Linked DNA regions of Homo sapiens: region 1 is linked to region 2. Evidence: read pairs that join two places in POLR2A ChIA-PET (ENCODE). Cell type or tissue: B cell. All regions are shown on one strand. Links, peaks and the distances in the headings refer to the core of each region. The heading gives the core; the rest is flanking DNA.

Evidence for each region. Peaks named below come from ENCODE experiments on the same cell type or tissue, not always from the same donor. Only the 100,000 strongest peaks of a DNase experiment are listed, where the experiment ranks them.
Region 1: POLR2A ChIA-PET joins it to region 2 with 6 read pairs; 2 of 35 experiments call an interaction of 5 or more read pairs at or near these places.

What each region holds. Positions count from the first base shown.
Region 1 is chrX:52,915,618-52,928,057 of GRCh38, reverse strand. LOC124905190 (a long non-coding RNA gene) reads right to left here and starts at 4,833. Exons shown (of 3, transcript XR_007068242.1): 1 at 4,601-4,833; 2 at 3,866-4,192. RefSeq lists enhancers at 3,852-4,061, 6,435-6,524, 6,605-6,734, 7,265-7,324, 7,016-7,619 and 1 more. In B cell, for the core only: CTCF peaks have their summits at 6,567 and 6,770 (motif pointing left); DNase peaks (open chromatin) are centred at 6,837 and 7,127; H3K4me3 peaks cover 1,787 bases; H3K27ac peaks cover 1,654 bases.
Region 2 is chrX:53,027,920-53,040,359 of GRCh38, reverse strand. No RefSeq gene overlaps it. Among named protein-coding and RNA genes, the nearest start is that of GPR173, 15 kb to the left of the region's middle. In B cell, for the core only: no CTCF peak of the experiment used is centred there; no DNase peak of the experiment used is centred there.

The DNA.
Region 1 (12,440 bases), core at 4,707-8,706, 110 kb after region 2:
AACGTTTAATTTCCTTAATTCCCTTGCTCTAAGGCAACAGCTCTTACTATGACTTTTAAGAACATTAGAATTTGTACTTCCTATCTGGGGAATCTCTACTTACTCATTTTACTGAAATTATAATTAAGAAACTTTGTAAGGTGTTTCCTGTTAGCCAAAAATTATACTATCGCTACCAACTTGTATTCTCACTCTGCTATTTCTGTTTCCTCTCCTTGTTCTCCCCATTTCCTTCTCCCTTTCTCCTCTGCCCTTACTCAATACCTCAAATCTTTCTCATTTTCTTGCTCAGGCTTATGAAGCTAATGTCACCTATTGGCTCTGCTCACCTTTTCCTGTCAATTGTATTTTACAACTCCTCCATTTCCTACCCTGGAAGAAATCTCTCCACCAGTACGGCTGCCATTTGAGGCATATTCCCATACAAACTGGACCTCTGACGACTCTAAAAAAGGAACACACCCTACCCAGGATACGCACCAAAGGAGATGAACTTGTTTTTATCCAAAGGAAGTGTTTGTTTGTAATCATAAATTTGTGAGCCTAAGCTACTGCAAAGGAAACTGGCCAGGTTATTAGCCCAAATGAAGGCAGTGGGTAACTTGGGTTTAGCCCCAACACCAGCCGCACCTAGGAAAGTTACATGATAAATTGTGACAATTGTTTTTTTCCCCCCCGGAGAATACCAAAGCAATTCATACTTTGTTGTGGGTTCACTGCCTTTTTTTTTTTAACCAGCCAATTGGATAGTCATGTTATCTTACCCATCTCTTTCTCCCTTTCTGATTATACATTTGCATAGAGTTATGACAACTTACCACCTTTTCAGAAGTAGAGTAAAACTCTCACTCCTAGACAGAACAATCCATTGTCAGGAGTGAGAACATCCCTCTGCAAAACAGCCATTCTCTCCAGGAAAACAACAGGAACTGTCTGAAGAAGCTAAAAGACTTGGAATGGTTTTAGATGTGTTCGCCCCCAACAGGGACAGGTCTCAGGTTGCAGGCTTTTCTGGCAATCCAGCTCTGTGGGTTACTGAAGAAGCTCAACCCAATTCCTGAGTTTTCCATGCTCTCATTCATGAAGCCAACCAAGTCACCAGTGATGTCACGAAAAATATTAACACAATCACTCAAGAAATGCAAGAACTCCAGAGGCTGTTGTCCATCATCAACTGGCATTAGCCATCATCCGGGCAGATCTAGGAGATGGATGCACTTGTGCAGTTGTCAATGACGACTGCTGTACATATATCCCCCAACACCTTTCTGATGTCTTTTTGATGAATTGCCACCTAGTCCTGATCTCTGGGACCTCTGGGTTATCATTGGGTGGCTGAGAATATGACCTTTTCCCTTGAATATTCCCAACAGGGATACAGTCCTGGGGATGCACTGCTTTTCCAAGATATAGTGATAATTTTTCTTTTTATTCTCATAGGAATACTCCTCATGAAGTCTATCCAGTCACATCTAGTTAAGACCAGCAGCACTCTCCTGTCCAAATGGATGACCCATGTTACGACTAAGGAACAGAAGACCAAATAACAAACTGCTCCTCAGATCCATTATGGAGGCCTTCTTGGCTCAATTCCTGAATATGATATATCCTTATAATTTTGTTTTCTCTCCAAAAAAGAATATGCTGGCAATGAAAGGAGTTCATCTTGTCTAAGAGGAGGGACTGGAAAAATAATTTATTTTGAGATAGGGTCTCACTCTGTTGCCCAGGCTGGAGTGCAGTGGTGCAATCTCGGCTCACTGCAACCTCTGTCTCCTGGGTTCAAGCGATTCTTGTGCCTCAGCCTCCACAGTAGCTGGGACTACAGGCACGGGCCACCACGCCTGGCCAATTTTTGTATTTTTAGTAGATACGGGGTTTCACCATGTTGGCCCAGCTGGTCTCGAACTCCTGATCTCAAGTGATCCTCCCACCTTGGCCTCCCAAAGTGCTGGGATTTGTTTTTAATTTTTAAAAATTAGCCAGGTTTTGCCAGGCGTGGTGGCTCTCACCTGTAATCCCAGCACTTTGGGAGGCTGAGGCAGGTGGATCACGAGGTTAGGAGATGGAGACTATCCTGGCCAATATGGTGAAAACCTGTCTCTACTAAAAATACGAAAAAATGAGCTGGGTGTGGTGGCACGCACCTGTAATCCTAGCTACTCAGGAGGCTGACGGAGTAGAATCGCTTGAACCTGGGAGGCGGAGATTGCAGTGAGCCGAGATCGTGTCACTGCACTGCAGCCTGGTGACAGAGCGAGACTCCGTCTCAAAAAAAAAAAAAAAAAAAAAAGCCAGGTATGATTCCAGCTACTTGGGAGGCTGAGGTGGGAGGATCTCTTGAGCTCAGGAGGTCGAGGCTGCAGTGAACCATTATTGCACCACTGCACTCCAGCCTGGGTGATAGAGACCCTGTCTCAAAAAAAAAAAAAAAAAAAAACGGCATGTACAGTGGCTCATGCCCCCCGTCTCTACTAAAATACAAAAGATTAGCTGGGCGTGGTAGCGTGTGCCTGTAATCCCAGCTACTCGGGAGGTTGAGGCAGGAGAAATGCTTGAACCCAGGAGGCGGAGGTTGCAGTAAGCTGAGATCACCCCACTGCACTCCAGCCTGGGTGATGGAGTGAGACTCCGTCTCAAGAAAAAGAAAAAAATAATATGAGGAAATCTGTCCCTTGAGTCATCATAGGGTTTACATTATACAAACATCTTTAGCATCACACACCTGAGCATTGATGTCTCTTTAAGTAGCAGTTTTCTCATCTGTTAAACAGGAATAATTATAGTAACCAATAACAAACTCCAAAGGTTTCTATGATCAATGAGACTAATAGTACATGTAAAGGACTCAGTATAGTACCCAACACATAGTATATGCTCAATAAATCTTATCCACATGATTTGAAATAGATAAGAATACAGTCTCTGGAATCATAATTTTAGGGAGAGTAAAGACTTTCTTTACATCCTTTTTTTCGAGACAAGGTCTCACTCTGTTGCCCAAGCTGGAGTGCCATGGTGTGATCACAGCTCACTGTAGCCTTAAACTACTGGGCTCAAGCAATCCTGCCACTTCAGCCTCGAGTAGCTGGAACCACACCTGGCTAATTTTAAAAAAATTTTTTGTAGAGACGGGGTCCCTACATCTTTAAAATACAAACGAAGGGTGTCTGTGCCAAAATAATACAACCTAAGATGCCACTGGGAAACAAATATAGGAAAAACTGTGTTTTGCTGTTTGGAAAAGATATTGAAAAACTCACTAAATTGAAAAAAAGGACTGAAATTTCTATAGAGTTTAGTTTTCAGTGATGCTACAGTCTATGCTCTTATATGCCTATTATTATTATTATTATTATTATTATTATTATTACTACTACTATTTTGAGACAGAATCTCTGTCACCCAGGCTGGAGTGCAGTGGTGCGATCTCGGTTCACTGCAACCTCTGCCGCCCGAGTTCAAGCGATTCTCCTGCCTCAGCCTCCCAAGTAGCTGGGATTACAGATGCCTGCCACAGCGCCTGGCTAATTATTTGTAGTTTTAGTTGAGACGGGGTTTCACCATCTTAGCCACGCTGGTCTTGAACTCCTGACCATGTGATCCACCTGCCTCGGCCTCCCAAATTGCTAGGATTACAGGCGTGAGCCACCGTGCCCGGCCCTTATATAACTATTTAGTTAGGAAACAGGCTAATCTATTTAATGAGGCAGCAAAAATATATTAGCTTTAACAAAAGATAAAAGTTTATCTTCAAATAGTCTTGATTAAGCCAAGGGCCAGTAGAGTAACTTGACAGTGCTGGAGACCTAAGCAGAGCGATTGCTTGGTAGTAGCCGCTACTCCTATGGATAGCTGTACTTACTCATTTTCATAACTTCATTGCTGTCCAATCTTCCTTCATCTGTGGGTGACTAAGCACATAGGAAATCTTAGAAATCACGTAGACCAGTGGATTTCAGTTTTTGTTAAAGTAAAAGCATGTTTCTTGAAAAAAAAATCCAATGCATAAGAGAAAAAAGAGGAGCTGTTGGGCTGGGAACAGGGGCACTCTCACCACACCCCTCCCTGGATGCTGCTGCAAGCCCAGAGAAGCAAAGTGACTCAGTCAAATAGGTAAGGCTGGCAGGGCAGGAACTATTAATAGAAAGGGACTTCTCTTGAGGCCTGGCCCAAGGCCCTGCATGAGGCCCTGTGAGAGGAAGTGAATATTAGTGAAGAACTTCTTGTCCAAATCAAACCGCAGCTTTAGGGTAAAGAAGCTGTCTGCATAAATTAACTCCGATTATTTGTGTACAGTACTGTTTACGGTGAGCCCCCTCCCCCTTTTTGGAAAGAAGTATGTGATTTTTTTCAGTTATTTGAGGCATGCCTAAAGCAGCTTCACAAGTATTAGCTAGACATGGAGAAAGACCACTGCAGTCAGATGAGCCTTGGCTCACATATGGTGCTTCCAGTCAAGTGATGGTGTCCCTGACTCCAATGACACGTTGGGAATTAGGCCCCTAAGTTCATATTTAGTGCATTTTTCTTTATGCCCCCAGTACGTCATTACATGACTATATCAATGCAGCAAGCTAAGCTGACTGTAGCTTCTTACCACTGGGCCAGATAACCTTAGCATGCCATCCAGAATCTCAGTTCTGTGAATTGTCTTGATCTAGGGCAGTGTCCTGTGGAAGACAGCCAATATATTGAAAGCTGATTAAAACACAGAATAAAAGATCCGTCTCTATCAAGGCAATTCTAGGCTACAACTTAGTTAAGCTTCAGTGAGATTATTATTTTTGGAGACGGAGTCTCACTCTTGCCCAGGCAGGAGTGCAGTGGTGTGATCTTGGCTCACTGCAACCTCCACCTCCTGGGTTCAAGCGATTCTCCTGCCTCAGCCCCCCGAGTAGCTGGGATTACAGGCGCACACCTCCACGCCCAGCTAATTTTGTATTTTTAGTAGAGACGGGGTTTCAACATGTTAGCCAGGCTGGTCTCAAACTCCCGACCTCAGGTGATCTGCCCACCTTGGCCTCCCAAAGTGCTGGGATTACAGGCGTGAGCCACTGCGCTGGCCGGCTTCAGTGAGATTTTTATGGAATTATGGAGAGTGTTTTACATGCAAAGCCCTGAATTCTTTCCTGAATATCATAAACAAGTAAAATTATCTTTTGTAAGTGAATTGACCTGACCGATGCAAGACAAACATTTAAGAAATGTTAACGACAAAGGCAAATGCTCACTACAAAATGTGAAACGAAAAAATCATGTAGAAAACCGGTGCTATATTATAATCCAGGGTTATGAAAAGATTAACTCTGCATATATAAGGAAAATTGACTGGAAATGTAAATATCAGTTTAATTCACAATGTTTATTAGGCACCTAGTAAATTCTAAGTAGTCTTCCAGGTGCTGAGGACAAAAGACTGGAACACACACATACCACAGCTCCTACCCTCATAACACAGTGACGGCTGTCTTTGGATATCGAGTTAATGAATTGTGCACTCAAGTTTTACAGGAACTTTCAACGTTCCAGAAAACGTTTGCATTATTATTTCAATCAAAACCATTAAAGTTACAAAAAGAATTTTTCAAAAATGTGAAACCGAGTTAAAAAGAAGGATGTTGAAGTCGCGACGGAAGTAGGAATCTCAGTATGTGGAAAATGCACCTTTATGGTTGAAAAACCTTCTTAAGGAAATATCACAAAGCATAATGAATGGCCACCGCTGCGTGATGGGACGGTGGCTAAGATTCGTTTTCTTTATTCTGCGTTATCTCGCCTCCCAACGTTCTCCAGTGAGGCTGAACGCAGTCCCTAATGAAAGAATACATTGATGGGCCGGGCGGTGGCTCACGCTTGTAATCCCAGCACTTTAGGAGGCTGAGGCGGGCGGATCACCTGAGGTCAGGAGTTCGAGACTGGACTGGCCAACATGGTGAAACCTCGTCTGTACTAAAAATACAAAAATTAGCCGGGTGTGGTGGCGCCTGCCTATAATTTCAGCTACTCAAGAGGCTGAGGCAGGAGAATCCCTTGAACCCAGGAGGCGGAGGTTGCAGTGAGCCTCGCAACACTGCACCCCAACCTGGGCAACAAAGCGAGACTCCGTCTCAAAAAAAAAAAAAAAAACGTTGATGAAGGTCCACAGGCGCCAGGACGGCGTGGGGGGAAAAGAAGGATGAGACCAGGCCGGGCCCGGTGGCTCACGCCTGTAATCCTAGCACTTTGGGAGGCCGAGGCGGGTGGATCACGAGGTCAGAAGATCGAGACCATCCTGGCTAACAGGTGAAACCCCGTCTCTACTAAACAAAACACAAAAAATTAGCAAGGTGTGGTGGCGGTCGCCTGTAGTCCCAGCTATTCGGGAGGCTGAGGCAGGAGAATGGCGTGAACCCGGGAGGCGGAGCTTGCAGTGCGCGGAGATCGCGCCACTGCACTGCAGCGTGGGCGACAGAGCGAGACTCTGTCTCCAAAAAAAAAAGACGAGAGCATTCAGCGCAGCAGAATGAGGGTTGCTAAAGGAAGAAGGCAGCCTCGCGGGAAACAGGCCGATTTGAAAACCAAAAAGGCTTTGTCCACAGGCTGTGAGTTTTAGCGAGGGGGCCCCTCAGAGGGCGGAATCTCAGCCTCCGGGACCTACCGGCGCAGACCCCAGGGAAGGGAAAAAAAAAAAGCCTCTTCTCTCGGAAAAGGTTCGGCGGCCTTTTTTCGCTCGCGAAGGGCGGGGCGGGAGGCGAGCAGGGTGGCTCCATGGTGCAACATTGCCACCTGCCGGCCGCAAAAACCGAACGCCGCCAACTGCAGAGGAAATTCCATCTTCTCCTCTGCTTTTCGGCCCCGAGCCCGACTGGGGCAGGCTAGCGGGAGGAGAACTACGACCCGAGAAGGGAATGGTACGGGACGCAATGGCTCCGGCGAACAGGGAAGAGGGACCCACCACTGCACAAAACTTCTAATCCCGCCCTCTCAATCACAGCAACCGCGCAGGAAGTTCCTGCGGCGCCGGAACCCCCCCCCCCCCAGTCACGGCCTCGCAACCATAGCAACCGCGCTAGTCCCGTTCCCGCAACCACAGCAGCCGAGCAGGAAGTGCTTACGGCGTCGGTAACCCCCACTTGTCACGCCCTCGCAACCACAGCAACCGCGCAGGAAGTTCCTGTAGCGCCGGAAAACGCAACCCGTGGGGCGTTGCTGGCGTAGGATTGACGGGCTCTGGGACTACGCTTCGGAGCCCGGGGAGATCGGCTCCTGTATCCTTCACGGGGTCCGCCAGGGCTTCCTTCCTTGCTGTTGGGAGCTGACGGCTGAGGGACGCGACTGCCCCAGCCGCGCCACGTTCGAGACTTGTGTCAGTCACCAGGCCATTCTCCTCCTACCAAGCCAGGCGCTTTTTTTTTTTTTTTTGAGACGGAGTCTCGCTCTGTCCCCCCAGGCTGGTGTGCAGTGGCGCGATCTCGGCTCACTGCAACCTCCGCCTCCCAGGCTTAGGCGATTCTCTTGCCTCAGCCTCACGCATAGCTGGGACTACAGGCACCCGCCACCATGCCCGGCTAATTTTTGTATTTTTAGTAGAGGCGGGGTTTCACCATATTGGCCAGGCTGGTGTCGAACTCCTAACCGTGTGATCCCCCCGCCTCAGCCTCCCAAAGTGCCCAAGCCAGCCTTTGCACACGCTTCCCACGTGACACACCCCCTGTACCCTCGCAGCCCTTACTCTATAAATCCTCTCTGGCGATCTCAACGCCCACCCCCGGGGCTGACCAGGCTACTGCCAGAACCCCTATGTCTTCAGGGGTCTCCTCCTGCCCACCTTCATGCCCTTGGCCTCAGGAAAGACTGCGCCCCTCCACGATGTGCAGTAAAGGATGGGCGCCCTGCCTCTCAGGAGCTGAGCACTGATGAGAAAAAATGCCTTACTTATTATTGTACCTTTCTCCATGACCAAGAGAGATTGCTTCTCTCTTTCACTGTCATCCTACCTCCATTGCTAACATACCCCCCAACAATGCTAGGAACCCTCTTCCATTTCAGTGGCCTACCCTAAGGATTCATCGAGAAGACAGAAGCAATCCACTGGGAACTCTTAGGGCTTCCCAAGCCCGGTCTACCCGTGCCTGCCCTGGCATTCTCTGCCGCCCTTCTGCATACAGTGCTCCTAACTGAAGCCAGCTCCTCACCTCAGCTCAGGATCCCATACCTCCCACCTTCTCAGGGGCTTTGCTCCTGCAATGATCCCTCCTCCCTTCAAAGTCATCAACTGCCCCCTCTACGTTGGAGCACTCCACAAGCAAAGGAGGAAAAACCCACCCTCTCCCCACATGTCCTTCAGCAGCTGCTGGCACAGAATGTGCTGCCCTTCAACAAAAACTGCCTGGAGTTCTGAGGCCACGGCCTCCTCAACTCCCTTCAATAGGGCTTTTGTCCCTAATCTGTATTTTGGGGTGGCTGAGGTGGGAGGATCTCTTGAAACCAGGATTTTGAGGCTGCAGTGAGCTATGATTGTGCCACTATAGTCCAGCCTTGGTGACAGAACGAGAGGGTGTCTCAAAAAAAAAAAAAAAAAAAAAGAGAGAGAAACAAGAGGGAAAAATCTCCCCTTCTTCTTATAAGTAAGAAGCAGTAAACCTTTGGCTTACTGCTTTTTCCCTAGGCGTCCTTTCCTGGCTCTGGACACATTTTTTTGAATCCAAGCTCCATGGCTCAGGCCCTTGGAAACATATTCTACTGTTGTTCTGAACCAAGTACAAATTCCCAACTGTGACCTTCTTGACCTGGATATAACAGGGCAAGTCTGAGGTGAACATGAAAGACAAGCCAAAGAAGGTGTCCTGTTCTGGTCACAGGGGGTAGGAGGTCCCCAGAGGCAGTGACAGAGTCAGACATCTCAGAGGAGGAAGGTGTGACAAGGGAGTGGAGAGAAGCTTCGAGTAAAAGAGGGTTTTACCTCATGCAAATTTGGAGCTCGTTTTGCAGAATGGCCCAGTAGCCTCTTTGGGCAGAGGGATGTCTGGAGTTGAGGAATTTCACTTTGTAGAGCTGATCTTGGTTCCTGCTGTTTTGGGAGACCTCAGCGCTCTACATTCTCTGAGAGGGGAATGTGGAAGTGGCTGATTCAAAACCCAGCGGTGCTACCATGAAGCAAGCATAAGCCAGATAGGAGCTAGGAGACCCTGCAGCTGAGGCTGTGGAGTGGACAGCACTGGTCAGGGGTCGGGGAGAGCATGAGGCCCTGACTCAGAAGGGTCGGCTAGATGCCAGCACAGGTGGGCTGAGGTCAAGTCAGCCAGGGAGCACAAGGTCCTGATCAAGATGAGAGAGAGAGACAAAAATGCAAGTTACGCCAGCCTCACGCATGGGTGAGCAGGGCAGCGTCGACAGCAGGACCTGGGGACAAGAGTGAGCCTTCCCTCAGAACCCACCGAGGACACTGCAGCCAACATACAATGTCATAGGCCCCTTCCCACATCACCATGGAGACTCAAAAGCCATATATGCCCCTTCCCCATCTTGGACAAGAGTAGGGAGGTGGGGTGGCAATCCAAGAGACTGATCATTTTCGCCAAAACAGATTGAGCATTTATACAAATGGATCGGTTACATGACAGCATCAGATGACACCAGATTAGACGAAAATCCAGTGCGTTTGTTTCCCCTTACTATCCAGTCCAGAGGGTGGACAAGCAAGACAAATGTCAAATCAGTCAGAGAGAATAAATAAGCCAGCGTGCTTGTGGGGTGTGAGGGGCTTGAGTGAGTTTGTTGCTCTCTGCATACCATTCCCTGCGACTCCTCCTCTGCACACCGTCTTATCAGTCCACAGTAGCAAGGGAATGGGACGTACTTGTCTTCCCTACTGTAACCCAGGACAATTTTAACCCCTCATAAGCAGACTCCCAAAACAGGACACAGAAAGAGCAAAGAATCTGACAGACACACAGAAGAGAGAAGCTGTCGTTCCCCTCCCCATGCAAGGCCAGGCTCTACTGTCCTTTATTAAGACAGACCCCATTTCCCAGGGCCTGAGCCATGGAGCTTGGAGTCAAAACATGTGTCGAGAGCCAGGAAAGGATGTCTAGAGAAAAAGCAGTAAGCCAAAGATTCTCATAAAAAGAAGGGTTTTTTTCCCCCTTCTTTTCTTTCTCTTTTTTTTTCTGTCACCTAGGATGGAGTACAGTAGCATGATTGTAGCTCACTGCAGCGTCAAACTCCTGGGCTCAAGAGATCCTCCCACCTCAACCACCCCAGTAGCTGGGAGTACAATCTTGCACGACCACAGCCGGCTAATGTTTTTATTCTTTGTAGAGATGAGGTCTCATTATGTTGCCCAGGCTGGTCTCAAACTCCTGGGCTCAAGCATCCTCCAGCCTCAGCCTCCCAAATGATTGGGATTACTGGTGTGTACCAGTGTGCATGGCTGCCACCTCTTCTTTAATCATCTGAGATGATATTAACTCCCCATAAATAGACCCTCCCCAAACAGAGCACAGAAAGAGGAGAAAACCAGACACACACAGAGAGTGGAGCAGCCAATGAGCGTGTCACCGAGGTGAGCAGGGCCTCCTTCAGGGCCATCATTGACATCCCCAGCCATGCCGGGCTCCAGTGTTCTTTATTAAGATAGACCCCACTTCCCAGGACCTGAGCCCTGGAGGGTGGAGTGAAACAATGTTTCTACAGACAGAGAATGACGCCTGGAGCAAATGCAGCAAGCCAAAATTTCTTATTAAAAGAAGGAGGGCTTTTTTCCTTCCTATTTCTTTCAAATGTACATAATGCCAGTTTCCTCCCAAGAGTTGAAAGGTACAGGGGAGAACTTCAGTGGCTCCTGACAGACCCAAGAATTGTCTCCCATTGTTGTATCCTGGCAGAAACTCATTCTCCAAGGCAGAACCTCCTCATTTCTCACAGACGCCATGCGCCCTAGTGCACTGGCATGGCCCTTTGGGCAGGTCTCGCTTCTCCACCCCGGGGCGAGTCAGCTGTCTTGGGCCCCATTGAGTGTTTTCATTTAATAATAGAACTCGGTTACTAATAGAAGCAGCCGCCACAGTTAGACAGCAAAAACAAAATCAGTAATAGCACTCTTACTTCACGTGGAGCTGTAAGATTTAGAAAACATTTATATACGCATTGCCTGATTCGGTTTTGTTTTTTTTTGATATAAGGTCTTGCTCTGTCACCCAGGCTGGAGTGCAGTCGTGCAAACATACATCACTACAGCCTTGAACTCGGCTCAAGCCATCCTCCCACCTCAGCCTCTCGAGTACCTGGAACTCCGAGGCCACTCCACCACTTCCAGATCCTGATTGGGCTCTTGACGCTGAGAAAATCATGACTTCCACAGCACTTCTTCACGCCCCAGCAGCGCTCTGAGGCCGAAGAGTCTGGCAAATGCACACCAGGAACCAGACCCAGAGAGGCTCCCGGGGCCCTTGTGTCTCATCCTGAGATCTCTAAAGGGGTCAATTTGGAGGAAGGGCGTGCTTCTCCTCTTGTCACATTCATGCCTCATGTGGTCCCCTTTTCTTATAGGGGGTACCACCCAGGTAGACACCCGGAGACTGCCCCCCCCCCACCGCCCAAAGAGAGTTTAAGGAGCTTTGCAATGACGAGTTTCCTTGACAAAGACCTTCAGTTCCCGACGGCACCTGGGCTGTGGCCAGGTAGTGGTGGCTGGAATCTTTCTTGCATCGCACCTGCTCCTTCACTGGGGAACATACCCCACCATTATTTATGGCGGCCTGGTACAGGTGGCTCGCTGCAAGATATCTGAACCTCCAGACTCGGGGCTCTCCTTGCATTTGCAAAGAATACTGGAACACGGGGCCCCTCGCAGTTCCCATGGAGAACTCCCAGGGGAGTTCTGTTGTGTCACCCTGTGGCTAAGTCTCTCTGATCCTCCCTTGAAGGGCCCAAAAGCACAGCCTCCTCACCACGAGGGATAACACTTTGAGGCCACTCTCACGATAGGGCTTAGGTTTACAGAGGCTGGAAATCCATCCTGGCCAGGGCCACAGACACGAACAACCTCTTCTGGCTTCTGATGGCTCCTCGTGCTTCTATGGTCCCAAGCAAAGAAACCTCCTCACACCAGGCATTCGGTGTGAATCTCCAGACCAAGTGCCCCCATGTACCCAGCCCCTTCCATCACCCCAACTCCAAGCCCCATAGGTCCACCACTCTCATCACAAGACTGCTCTGTGCTCCCCCAGCAGGACTCCTCCTCCCTCTTGCGACCTTTGCCCTGGACACTCCTCATTCTGTAGGTGACCCTGGGTGCCCACATGGCCACCCAGACTTGGTTCCGTCCTTCTCCGCTTGTGTGCTGATGGATTCCTGCATCACGAACTCCACCAGGAAAATCCCAGCTGAGCCCCAGAGCCCCCACAGGGCATGGTTTCAGGAGCATGTCCACTCAGATATCCCACAAGCCCAACAAA
Region 2 (12,440 bases), core at 3,615-7,614:
GAGGCTGAGGTAGGAGAATCACTTGAACCCGGGAGGCGGAGGTTGCGGTGAGTCGAGAGCGCGCCATTGCACTCTAGCCTGGGCGACGAGCGAAACTCCATCTCAAAATAAAATAAAATAAAATAATAAATAAATAAATAAATAAATAAATACAAAGTTTATACTTCATAGATGGCATTTTTATACTGAAAATTTTGGCTCCTAACAACATTTATATATTTGCGTCCCTGCATTAAACTAATCAAACCAATATTTCTACAATCAATTAGACTCCTGAAAGAAGTCTAGGATTTCTTAGTAGTTCTATTTGTTCTTGGAATATATTCCAGTAAGGATATGCATTCAAAAACTGTGTTCTAAAGTTGCTGGAAATAGTATATTATCTTTGGAAGCTATGTTACCAATGTGATATAGTTAGGTTTATTCATTCCAGTTTGTTTTCTATTTTTAAAGATTGATTTTTAAATTTTTAATTGAATTTTAATTTTGAATATGTAAAATGTTTTTATGTTTCCAAAGTCTCAACTCTGTAACAAGGCTTATTCAGAGAAATCTCACTTCCATCATGTCCCTATACCCTGTTATACCCCCTCCCTTGTTGGTTACTCTTTTTTATTAATTTTTAGTTTATCCTTCTAGTGTTCCTTTTTGCAAATATAAGTATCTATATATATAATACTTATATATATACATCTATATATACTTATATATAATACTTATACTTTGCTTTTTCCCTTCTTTCTCATGCAAAGGTAGCAGACTGGATTCACTATTTTACACCTTCTGCAAGCATCTATTGAGTCCTTATTATGTTCTCAGCACTGTACTGAGGTAGTCAGGCAAGAGTGATCCTACTTATCACCATGTTCCAGTATATTTTTCGGTATTACAGTTAATTAGGGCTGCTGCTCTTATCTCTGTCTCTCAGAAGACAGTGCTCCCGGGTGCCGCTTCAGTACAACTTATTTATCTCCACTATCTTGCAGAGAGCACTGACAGTGACAAGCACTTGTCCCTCAGCATGTCAAAAGAATATACATATTTTTAATTACAAAAGTAATGCATGAGAACATGCACATCGTGAGATGCTTGAACAACACAGGAGTGTATGGAAGAAAAAGCCATGATTTTCCCTCGCCCTCACCCAATCTCACTGCACTTGCTAGAAACAATTATTACCTTGGTGGTTGCCAGATGGTGATTTTCTAATTCCATTATTCATTCTACATTTATTGGTTCACACTTTACAATAAGGAATAATTTTCCTTTTGCCTCCATTTATTTATTCATTCAGTTAGCTAGTTTTATCATGGCTTTGCGGATTCTCAGTTTATTCAATGGGTTATAAACTGCTACATTTATTATTAATTTTGATGCCCAAATTGTTCCAGAATTTGACAGGGGAGCCTTTTCAAGCTTGTTTTTTGTGTCCTTTTGATTTGTGTCCTTGTTTCTGTGTCCTTCTCATGCTCCATCATTCTTTGAGGATTTCCTCACTTCCTAGAAGAGCAAGATGCTTCCGGCTCATCTTGTACTTTTCCTGACACAGCCCTGGAACCAGCTCTCCAAAAATCCAGGCTTCATTCCTTTCGATAGAGATAACAAGTTATGGGCATAAGGTGTGTTCTTGCTACTAGGGGATCATTGTTTCTAGGCCACCTTAGTGGACAGAGCTAGGATACATATGTATACATATGTGTAGGAATACATCTATCTATCTATCTATCTATCTATCTATCTATCTATCTATCTAATCTATCATCTATCATCTATCTATCTAATCTATTTATCTCTATCTATCTATCTATCATATGTCTGTCTAATTTAATCTAATCTAATCTATCTAATCTCTGTATCATCTTAAAAACCAGGAGCAGGCCAGGCATGGTGGCTCATGCCTGTAATTCCAGCACCTTGGGAGGCCAAGGTGGGAGGATTGCTTTAGCTCAGGAGTTTGAGACCAGCCTGGGCAACATAGTGAGACCTTGTCTCTATAAAAAATTTTTTTAAATTAGCTGGGCGTGGTGGAGTATGCCTGTGATCTCAGCTACTCAGGAGGCTGAGGTGGGAAAATCACTTGAGCCCAGGAGTTCAAGGCTACAGTGAGCCATGATCGTGTCACTGCCCTCCAGCCTGGGGAACAGAGTGAGATGCTGTCTCAAAAAAACCATAAGCTCGTACTGATACTCTAACCCCAATCCCAAGCCACAGAGTTCATTCCAGTCTTTCTACTTTCCATATTTCTAACTCCCTTCTCTAACAGCGAGAACCTCACTTCCCGTCATTCACAATATTTACTTGTTTGTTCAATCCTAGGATACACATTCAGTAGTTTCAGAATTGTCAACCCACACTGTGAAAAATAAAGCTACTGATTAAGGTTTAATATTAGGTTACAATTCTTTTTGTTTTCCCCTTTTAGTATAGTCACTTTATTCCATTGAAATAGGCTCATCTGTTGCTGTTTGTATTCCATCCTCCACCACCATCATTGTTAATTGATTGACAATGTGAAACATTAACGTGCCTTTTAAAGTCAAGACTATGCAAAAAATTATACCCAGAGAAGTGTCACTTCCCATCCCCTGTACCCCATTCTATCCTCTCATCCTTCTTTTCTTTTCTTTCTTTCTCTTTCTTTCTTTCTTTCTTTTTCTTTCTTTCTTCTTTCTCTTTCTTTCTTTCTTTCTTTCTTTCTTTCTTTCTTTCTTTCTTTCTTTCTTTCTTTCTCTCTCTTTCTTTCTTTCTCTCTCTCTCTCTTTTTCTTTTAGACGGAGTCTTGCTCTGTCACCCAGGCTGGAGTCAATGGCGCGATCTTGGCTCACTGCAACCTCTGCCTCCAGGGTTCAAGCAATTCTCCTGCCTCAGCCTCCTGAGTAGCTGGGACTACAGGTGCGTGCCACCACACTCGGCTAATTTTTGTATTTTTAGTAGAGAGGGGATTTCACCATATTGGCCAGGCTGGTCTCAAATTCCTGACCTCGTGATCCACCTGCCTCGGACTCCCAAAGTGCTGGGATTACAGGCGTGAACCACCACATCTGGCCCTCCTCTCATCCTTTTCACCTCATTCCTACACATCCCCTGTAGGTAATAAATCTCACTAGTTTCTGGTATACCCTTCTTGGTTTTTGTTTGTTTGTTTTTTGCACAAATGAACAATATATATTTCTTGGTTCTCTTTCTTTCACACAAGATAGTATACTGAGATATTCTATTACACTTTGCTTTTTCTTTTGCACTATTTGCTTGACAACTGTATCCTGGAAATGCATGTACTTATAAAAAGATTTTTGATTTTTTGTTTTTTTTGAGACAGAGTCTCTCTCTGTTGCCCAGGCTGGAGTGCAGTGGCGCAATCTTGGCTCACTACAACCTCTGCCCCCCAGGTTCAAGTAATTCTCCTGCCTCAGCCTCCCGAATAGCTGGGACTACAGGCGTGCACCACCACAACCAGCTGATTTTTGTATTTTTAGTAGAGACGGGGTTTCACCATGTTGGGCAGGATGGTCTCAATCTCCTGACCTCGTGATCCGCCCGCCTCAGCCTCCCAAAGTGCTGGGATTACAGGCGTGAGCCACTGCACCTGGCCATAAAAAGATTTTTATGGTAAAATATAACATACATATATAAAAGTATATAAACCATATATTCACTTTTAAATAATATGAACATATAAATCAAACACCTGTATAACCACTAAACAGGTTAAAAAATAGAACATTGTCAGTACCCTACTGACTTCTGTCAATCATACCTCCCTCTCTCTCCTCCAGAGGTAACCATCATCCTGAATCATATGGTATTTATTTCCTTGCTTGCTTCTTTTGATGGTCTACCAACTTAGTTTAGTTTTGCCTTTATTCGAGTATAACACACACACATGAAAGTGCACTAAAATTATGGAAAACTTGAATTTTCACAAACTGAACATATCCAGGTAAAGAAACAGATCCTGAACAAGTAAAGAAACCGATCCTGACCGGAAGGCCCACCTGTGTCCCTTCCCAGTCGCTGTCCAGGGTAGCCATTTTTCTGACTTCTAAGGGCATGGTTTAGTTTTGCCTGGGTTTGTACTTTATATGAATGGAAAACTAAAAGTATATACTTCTTTTGATTAATTTTATATTTGTGAGATCCACTCTGTTGGCTGAACAGGTAGTTCACTGTTCTTGCTGAAGAGCATTCTGTTGTCTGACTTCACCACGATTTTGTATCCATTATCACTGGCATTGTTGGGAGCCTGAGTCCTACATACATAGCTTGCAAAAGAAGGAAAAAGTAACCTGAAGATCATAGTCCCACAGGTGAGACAGACAGATGAGGCAGAAAGTTGCAAAATAAGTTCACCATGAGAGTTATACGTGTGGAGTCATGGGCTCAGTTTTAAAGGATGAGAAGATAGGATCTCTCTAGGAGGATATGGGTGAGGGAGAAAGAGAGAGATTCCAGGCAGAGGAAGAACACGAGGAACTGCTAGCATTTTGGGAAGATTGGATCAGAGAGAGCTGCATTTAGAGATGGAGGGGAGAATTGAGGTTGCAGGGTAGGTTGGTGAAACAAAGGATATGTCAAAAAAATTCTAAGGTACTGGATTAAGAAGATGGGACTTTATCGCTTAAGAGATTGGGGCACTACTGAGATTGTTTCCCTCCTCTTCCTTCTTTTTATTTTTAAAGCATCGTGTGACTTATTTTACAGTTCAGAAGGATCTCTCCAGCAGGGAAAGCAGGGAAGATGAACTGGAGGGGTAAAAACAGGAAGAATGGAGACCTGTAAGGAAACCACAGTAACATTCAGGAGTGATAAATATTGGGGGTTAAGAGTGGAAGTCTTGGAGTCAGGCTCCCAAATTTGTGTCTCCAGCCCAGTTCTCTCTCCTGATCTCCAGGCTCTCATGTCCAGCTTTCTACTCAACATCCCCACTTGTATGTCTCATAGGCATTTTCAAATCCTCACTTCCAAAACTGAACTCCAGCCTTACCCCTAAAGCCCACTCCTCCCACAGTCTTTCCCTATCATGTTGGTTACTCCATTCTTTTGGTTGCTCAGGCCATATTCTTATTCTTTTTTTCCTGTTATTATTATTATTATTATTATTTGAGATGGAGTCTCGCTCTGTTGCCCAGGCTGGAGTGCAGTGGTGTGACCTCGGCTCACTGCAACCTCCGCCTCCCAGGTTCAAGCAATTCTCCTGCCTCAGCTTCCTGAGTAGCTGGGATTACAGGTGCATGCCACCACACCTGGCTAATTTTTTACATATTTTTGGTAGAGACGGGGTTTCATCATGTTGGCCAGGCTGGTCTTGAACTCCTGACCTCGTGATCTGCCTGCCTCGGCCTCCTAAAGTTCTGGGGTTACAGGCTTGAGCCACCGCGCCCGGCCTTTACCATTATTTTTTTGTGACAGAGTCTTGCTCTATTGCTCAGGCTGGAGTACAGTGGCATGATTATAGCTCACTGCAGCCTCAAATTCTTGGGCTCAAGAGATCCTCCCACCTTAGCTTCCTGAGTATCTGGGACCACAGGGATGCATCACCATGATCAGCTAATTTTTTAATTTTTATTTTGTAGAGACAGGGTCTTGCTATGTTGCCCAGGCTGGTCTGGAACTCCTGGCCTCAAGCAACCCTCCCATCTCAGTCTCCTAAAGTGCTGGTTTTACAGGCATGAGCCTGGCTAATGTTTCTTTTACATCCATGCTTTTGTATCCCCCTTAGGAAATCTTTGCCAAACTGAAGGTGAGTAAAATTTCCTCCTATGTTTTCTTCAGTAATTTTTTTTCAAAGTTTTAGGTTTTGCATTTAGGTCTATGATTCATCTTGCAGTAATTTTTGTATATGTTGTGAGGTAACTGGGTAACTGTCAAAGTTAAATCTTTTTTTAATATGGCTATTCAATTGTTCCAGCACCATTTATTGAAAACATTCTTTCCCCCATTGAGTGGCATTTAAATCTTTGTTGAAAATCAACTGATCATATATGTGTAGGCCTATTTCTTGACTCTCTTCTTTTTCATTCATCTTTACACCAACATCTCACCATGTTGATTACTGTAGATAAAAACTGGGTAGAGTAAGTCTCTAACTTTGTTCTTTTTCAAAATTGTTTTGGTTCTAGGTCCTTCTCATTTCCATATAAATTTTAGAATCAGCTTGTCATTTGTGAATCTTCACAATACTGACTCTTTTCTTCTGTGAATATAGGATCTTCCTTCCTTCCTTCCTTCCCCCCTCCCTCCCTCCCTCGCTCCCTCCCTCTTCTTTCTTTCTTTCTCTTTCTTTCCTTCCTTCCTTCCTTCCTTCCTTCCTTCCTTCCTTCCTTCCTTCCTTCTTTCTTTCTTTCTTTCTTTCTTTCTTTCTTTCTTTCTTTCTTTCTTTCTTTCTTTCTTTCTTTCTTTTCTTTCTCTTTCTCTTTTTCTCTCTTTGATGGAGCCTCACTCTGTTGCCCAGGCTGGAGTGCAGTGGCACAATCTTGGCTCACTTCAACCTCCTCCTCCCAGGTTTAGGTGATTTTTGTGCTTCAGCCTCCACAGTAGCTGGGACTACAGGCACGTGCCACCACACCTGGCTAATTTTTGTGTTTTTAGTAGTGATGGAGTTCCACCACTTTGTCCAGGCTGGTCTCAAACTCTTGACCTCAAGTGATGCGCCCACCTTGGCCTCCCAAAGTGTTGGGATTACAGGCGTGAGCCACCACGTCTGGCTAGGATATTTTCTTTAATTGCTCTCAACAATGCTTTATAATTTTCAGTACACAGGTCTTGCACATCTTTTGTCAAATTTATCTCTAACTATTTTATATATCGTGATGCTATTGTAAATGGTATTTTAAATTTCAAATTCTGATCATTAATTGCCAGTATATAATAATACAGTTGATTTTGTATGTTGACCTTTTATCTTGCAACCTTGCTACACTCATTTGATAGATTCTTTTGTAGATTTCTTAGGATTTTTTTTCTTTTTTTTTTTTAGATGGAGTCTCATTCTGTCGCTCAGGCTGGAGTGCAGTGGCATGATTTCAGCTCACTGCAATCTCTGCCTCCCAGGTTCAAGCAATTCTCCTGCCTCAACCTCCCTAGTAGCTGGGACTACAGGCGTGCGCCACCATGCCCAGCTAATTTTTGTATTTTTAGTAGAGATGGGGTTTCACCATGTTGGCCAGGATGGTCTCCATCTCTTGACTTCGTGATCCACCTGCCTCAGCCTCCCAAAGTGCTGGGATTACAGGTGTGAGCCATCATGCGTGGCCTTTTCTTAGGATTTTCTATAGACAATAATGTCATATGTGAAAAAGACAACTTTACTTCTTCCTTTACAATCTGGGTACATTTCATTTCATTTTCTTACCATATTTCAAGGGCTAGAACCTCCAGTATAATGTTGAATAGAAGTGGGTGGAGAAATCAGACATCCTTGCCTTGTTGCTTGTCTTAAAAGAAGAAGCACTCAGTCTTTCCCCCAGTGAGTGTTAGCTGTAGGTTGTTCACAGATGCTCATTATCAGATTGAGAAAATTTTCTTCACCTAGTTTGGTGAGTTTTCAGCATAAATGGCATTTAATTTTTTTCAAGTGGTTTTCTGCCTCTATTCACATGGTCATATAGATTGTCTTTTAAAATTCTGCTAATATGGTGAATTTACATTGATTTTGAAATAGTAAACCAAACTTACACTCCTGGGGTAAAACCTCACTTGTTTTTAAAGGATCTAGTTATATGTTTTTGAATTTTAGTTGCTAAATCATCATTAAAACTTTTTGTGTATATGTTCATGGGAGATATTGGTCTATTGGTCTATAGCTTTCTTTACTTGTAAATTATTTTTCCGATTTTGTTATTAGTTTACTTCTGGCCTCATAGAATGGGCTTTGCAATGTTCTTTCCTTGTCAATTTTCCCAAAGAGATTATGTAGAAATGATATTTTTTTCCTTAAATATTTGGTAGAATTCATTAGTGAATCCAACTGGACTAGAGTTTTCATTATGGGAGGGTTTTAAATACAAATTCAATTTATTTAATTGCTATTCGTCTGTTCAGATTTTTTCTTTCTTTTTGAGTGAGCTTTGGTAGATTACATATTTCAAAGAATATGTGCATTTCATCTAAGTTGTCAAATTTACAGGCATAATACTGTCCATAATTGAGTAGGAAAAACAAACTCAGTTTCTCCCACCATACTCTCACAGCACGCTCCTGATGCCAGACGTACGGGGATTTCTCTCTCCAGCAAGCAAGCAATCAATTTTGCAGTGGACACCAGCTGGGTGTTCTCTAATTCAATTCCATTCTGACAGTATCTACCTGGAGCTAGCATCAGATCACACAGGTTGAAGATGCAATCCCACCAAACTGAGTCCCTGGGTTATTTTACTTGTGCTTCTGATCAACTGGCTATAAATCGCAGCCTCCACTCCTTGGGTTTGATTAATTTGCGAGAGTGGCTCACAGAACTCAGGGAAACATTTACTTACGTTTACCAGTTTACTACAAAGGATATTTTAAAAGACACAAATAAACAGCCAGATGAAGAGATACATAGGGCAAAGTCTGGAAGGGTGCTGAGTGCAGGAGCTTCTGTCCCCTTGGAGTTGGGGTGCCCCAAAGTGTTCGTGTATCTGCAAGTTCTCTGAACCCTGTCCCTTTTGGATTTTTATAGAAGCTTCATGACATAGGCATGATTGATTAAACTGCTAGCCATTGGCATCAACTTAACCTTTAGCCCCTCTGCCCTCCCCGAGCGTTGGGGGTTGAGACTGAAAGTTCCAACCCTCTGAGCATCTGGCTGGTTTTCCTGGCAACCAACCCTCCCACTGCATCCTATGGTATCCAAGGGCTTCCCAAAAATTACCTCATTAACATAAACCCAGGTGTGTTTGAAGGGCTTGCTGCAAATAACAAAAGATTGTCTTTCACTTTTAAGCTCGGGTGCTACTTCAGTAACCAAAGACAAAAGGCCAAATACTTTAACACAAGATATTTTTATTGCTCTAATCACTTAGGAAATAACAACCTTCCCCCTTTTCTTTTTTTTTTTTTTTTAACAGAGTCTTGCTCTGTCGCCCAGGCTCGAGTGCAGTGGCGCAATCTCAGCTCACTGCAACCTCCGCCTGCTGGGTTAAAGCAATTCCCCTGCCTCAGCCTCCTGAGTAGCTGGGACCATAGGCGCGCGCCCCCGCACCTGGCTAATTTTTGTATTTTTAGTAGACATGGGATTTCAGCATGTTGGCCAGGCTGGTCTCAAACTCCTGACCTCAAGTGATCCACCCACCTCGGCTTCCCAAAGTGCTGGGATTACAGGCGTGAGCCACCACACCTGGCCAAATAAATAATAAAAATTTTAAAAATTAACTGAGAGTGGTGGTGTGCACCTGTAGTCTCAGCCGCTTGGGAGGCTGAGGTGGGAGTATCGCTTCAGCCCAGAGGTCAAGGCTGCACTCCAACCTGAGAGACAGAGTGAGAACCTGTCTCCAAAAAAAAAAAAAAAAAAAAGACTGATTTACTTACATGAGGGAGTTGAATCTTACCAGCAACACCAGTATTTCATCATATTGCAGTATGATCATGGTATGATTCAGTTTCATTACAGAAGAGATCAGTAAGAATTATGGAGGTATTTGCTTTGTCTTCCCAGCAGATCTACCCTTGCCCATATACCACATATTATTAAGGACAGGTGTTGTTGTAATGGACCATGACTCGGTTATTTCTGAATTCCAAGTTAGATGGGGACAAAGCCAATCACTGTGTCTCATCTCACGGTCTTGACTGGTTTCCACTGTGTGTTGTTTTTATTTTTTAAGACAGGGTCTCACTCTGTCTCCTAGGCTGGAGTGCAGTAGCACAATAACGGCTCACTGCAGCCTCAATCTCCCAGGCTCAAGCAATCCTCCTGCCTTAGACCCCCAAGTAGGTGGGACTATAGGCACGTGCCACCATGCCCTGCTATTTTTTGTAATGTAGAGATGGGGTCTTGCTATGTTGCCCAGGCTAGTCTGGAACTCCTGGGCTCAAGTGATCCTCCCACCTCAGCCTCCCAAAGTGCTGGGATTATAGGCATGAACCACCTTGCCCGGCCCACTGTGTGTTATTATATAGCAGGGCCCACCTCCCTCCTACAGGGAGGACATATGTGGTATTTAGAACAGCTCATATTCTTACTTACTGTACCATAGCATATGTTTTATTTTGGCCTGTTCTGGAGGAGAGGGCAGTCATATTATATCGATGTAAAGTACAAGTGCCCCACAGAACTTCCATGAGTTTGGAGGGCCATAAGATTCCCATAGGTGTGCCCCTTGAGCCTGAGCAGCCAGGACAGAGGGCCACTGCCTCATGGACACTTTAGCCTCTATTTGTATTAAAATTGTCAAGAGGCCCTGTTGGGTCCGGGTGCAGGCCCTTTCCCCTACAGTGGGTTTTAGCATCATACAGCATCATTTGTTGAGTTTGCCTGACCCATTTTGCTAAAGCCTTATCATCTTTCCAGGCTAACTCCCATCCTTGGCCTTCCTCCTAGAAGAGAATTCTGTCTAACCTGCCTATTCTAGTTAATAAATCTTTTTCCTCTGAACGTTTTTCCTCATTGAAAGCAAACTCAGCTTGTTCTGGGATTCCTGGACCTGCACCTATCTCCCCTTTGCGCCTTTTCTGTCTGGTGGGCCAGTGTTGTTTAATCCACCATGCATGTTTTTGCCACTGTGTACTAATGGCCTGAGTACAGTTGGGATACATGTTTTGCACCCAAAAAAATTGGGTCCCCATACTAGGGTTACAAGAGTGGTGGCCACACCTAGATGTAATTTAGTTTGAGTGTGCCGTAAGGCCTTACAAATCCTCCTTTGTCTCAGGGTGGGCCCATTCCCTGAGGGACTCTGGATCCACCAAATGATGCCCACAGCTTTAATGCCATCAGGAATCCACTGTTTGTTCCTGTTATGCTTAATAGCTTTCCATCCACAAGAACAAGGGCAATTTGTGCTTGTGCACAGCACATTGTGACATGTTGGGCTACACTACACTTTGTCCTTTTTAATCAAGGGCCTTTGTAAGCATTCAATCATCAAGGTTTACAGGTACACAGCGACCAGTCTGCTGGAAGCTGTACATACACCACACAGTTTGAAGTGGGAAAACAGTTCTTGGAAATTCATTCTCAAATTATATTCTTCGTAGAAGGGGTTGCCTGAAAAATAGAATTCAAAAGATGCCAGCACATTACAAGTGTTTCATTTAGTCATTAACATTTGGTCCAGTTAATCAACATCTCCCAGAACATCTCCCAGAACATCTCCCAGGAAACTGTCACTCAAGTTTGCAGGTTGCCATTCAACCTGGTCAGTTTCCAAAAGCAGGAGTGGTCTTGGAAAGCATATAGCTTCACATTTCTGGGCATCTGGTAATTGTTGTGCTAAGAGATAACATTATTCTCTTGCTCTGAGCCTCTCTTGATGTATTAATACAATATTGGATTTCCCTCATTGCATCATCCACTTACTCATTCTTCTACCCTCAGCTATTGTTTCTCCTTCTCTCCATTTGTCATTTAAAAAAAAAGTTTTTTTGGAGACAGGGTCTTGCTTTGTCATCTAGGCTAGAGTGCAGTGGTGTGATCATAGTTCACTGCAGCCTTGAACTCCTCAGCTCAAGTGATCCTCCTGCCTCAGCCTCCCGAGTAGCTAGGACTACAGGCATGCACCACCATGGCTGAGGAATTTTAAAAAAATTCTTTTTTTTGGTAGAGATGGGGTCTTTGCAACGTTGCCCAGGCTGGTCTAGAACTCCTGGTCTCAAGCGATCCTCCCGCCTGGCCTCCCAAAGTGCTGAGATCCATTTGCATTTATTTTTACCCAAACTTTTTTACCGTTGGAAGGGACATTAGGTTTGGCCACTGTGCTGGTCCAGATTGCTAGCAGCAATACCATTCTAACTAATCCCTCCCACTCAGTCTATTCCCATTCACATAAGGTAGGATTACATAAGTACAGAACTAGTGGGCTACCTCAACCACTGGGCAACATAATGGCACATACTGTTAGCCTTAACTTTGCCATATGGGGTGAAAGTACAACCCACCCTATCAGGCCCTTAGGAATTCTGACTTAAAGGTTCACTCATTTCATGGACCCAGGTGGCCACCTCAAAGGAGCTCACCAAAAAGTTCACTTTATAGTTCCAATCACCTTCTGAGCCTGGAAGAGGGTTCTTCTGATAGGCATTGACACGTCCTACTTTAATGTGCCCCTTAAATTCCTAGAGTGATTTCCTAGTGGGCTGTGCCCCATACAGAAATTCCTTTAATAGTCCAGTTCTCCATTGTCTGTCTAACTGACCATATGACCAGGCTATTGGCTACTACCCATAAATAGTAAAAACCCGAATACAGTGGCTATTTTAATGTTTATTTTTTAGAGACAGGGTCTCACCCTGTTGCCCAGGTT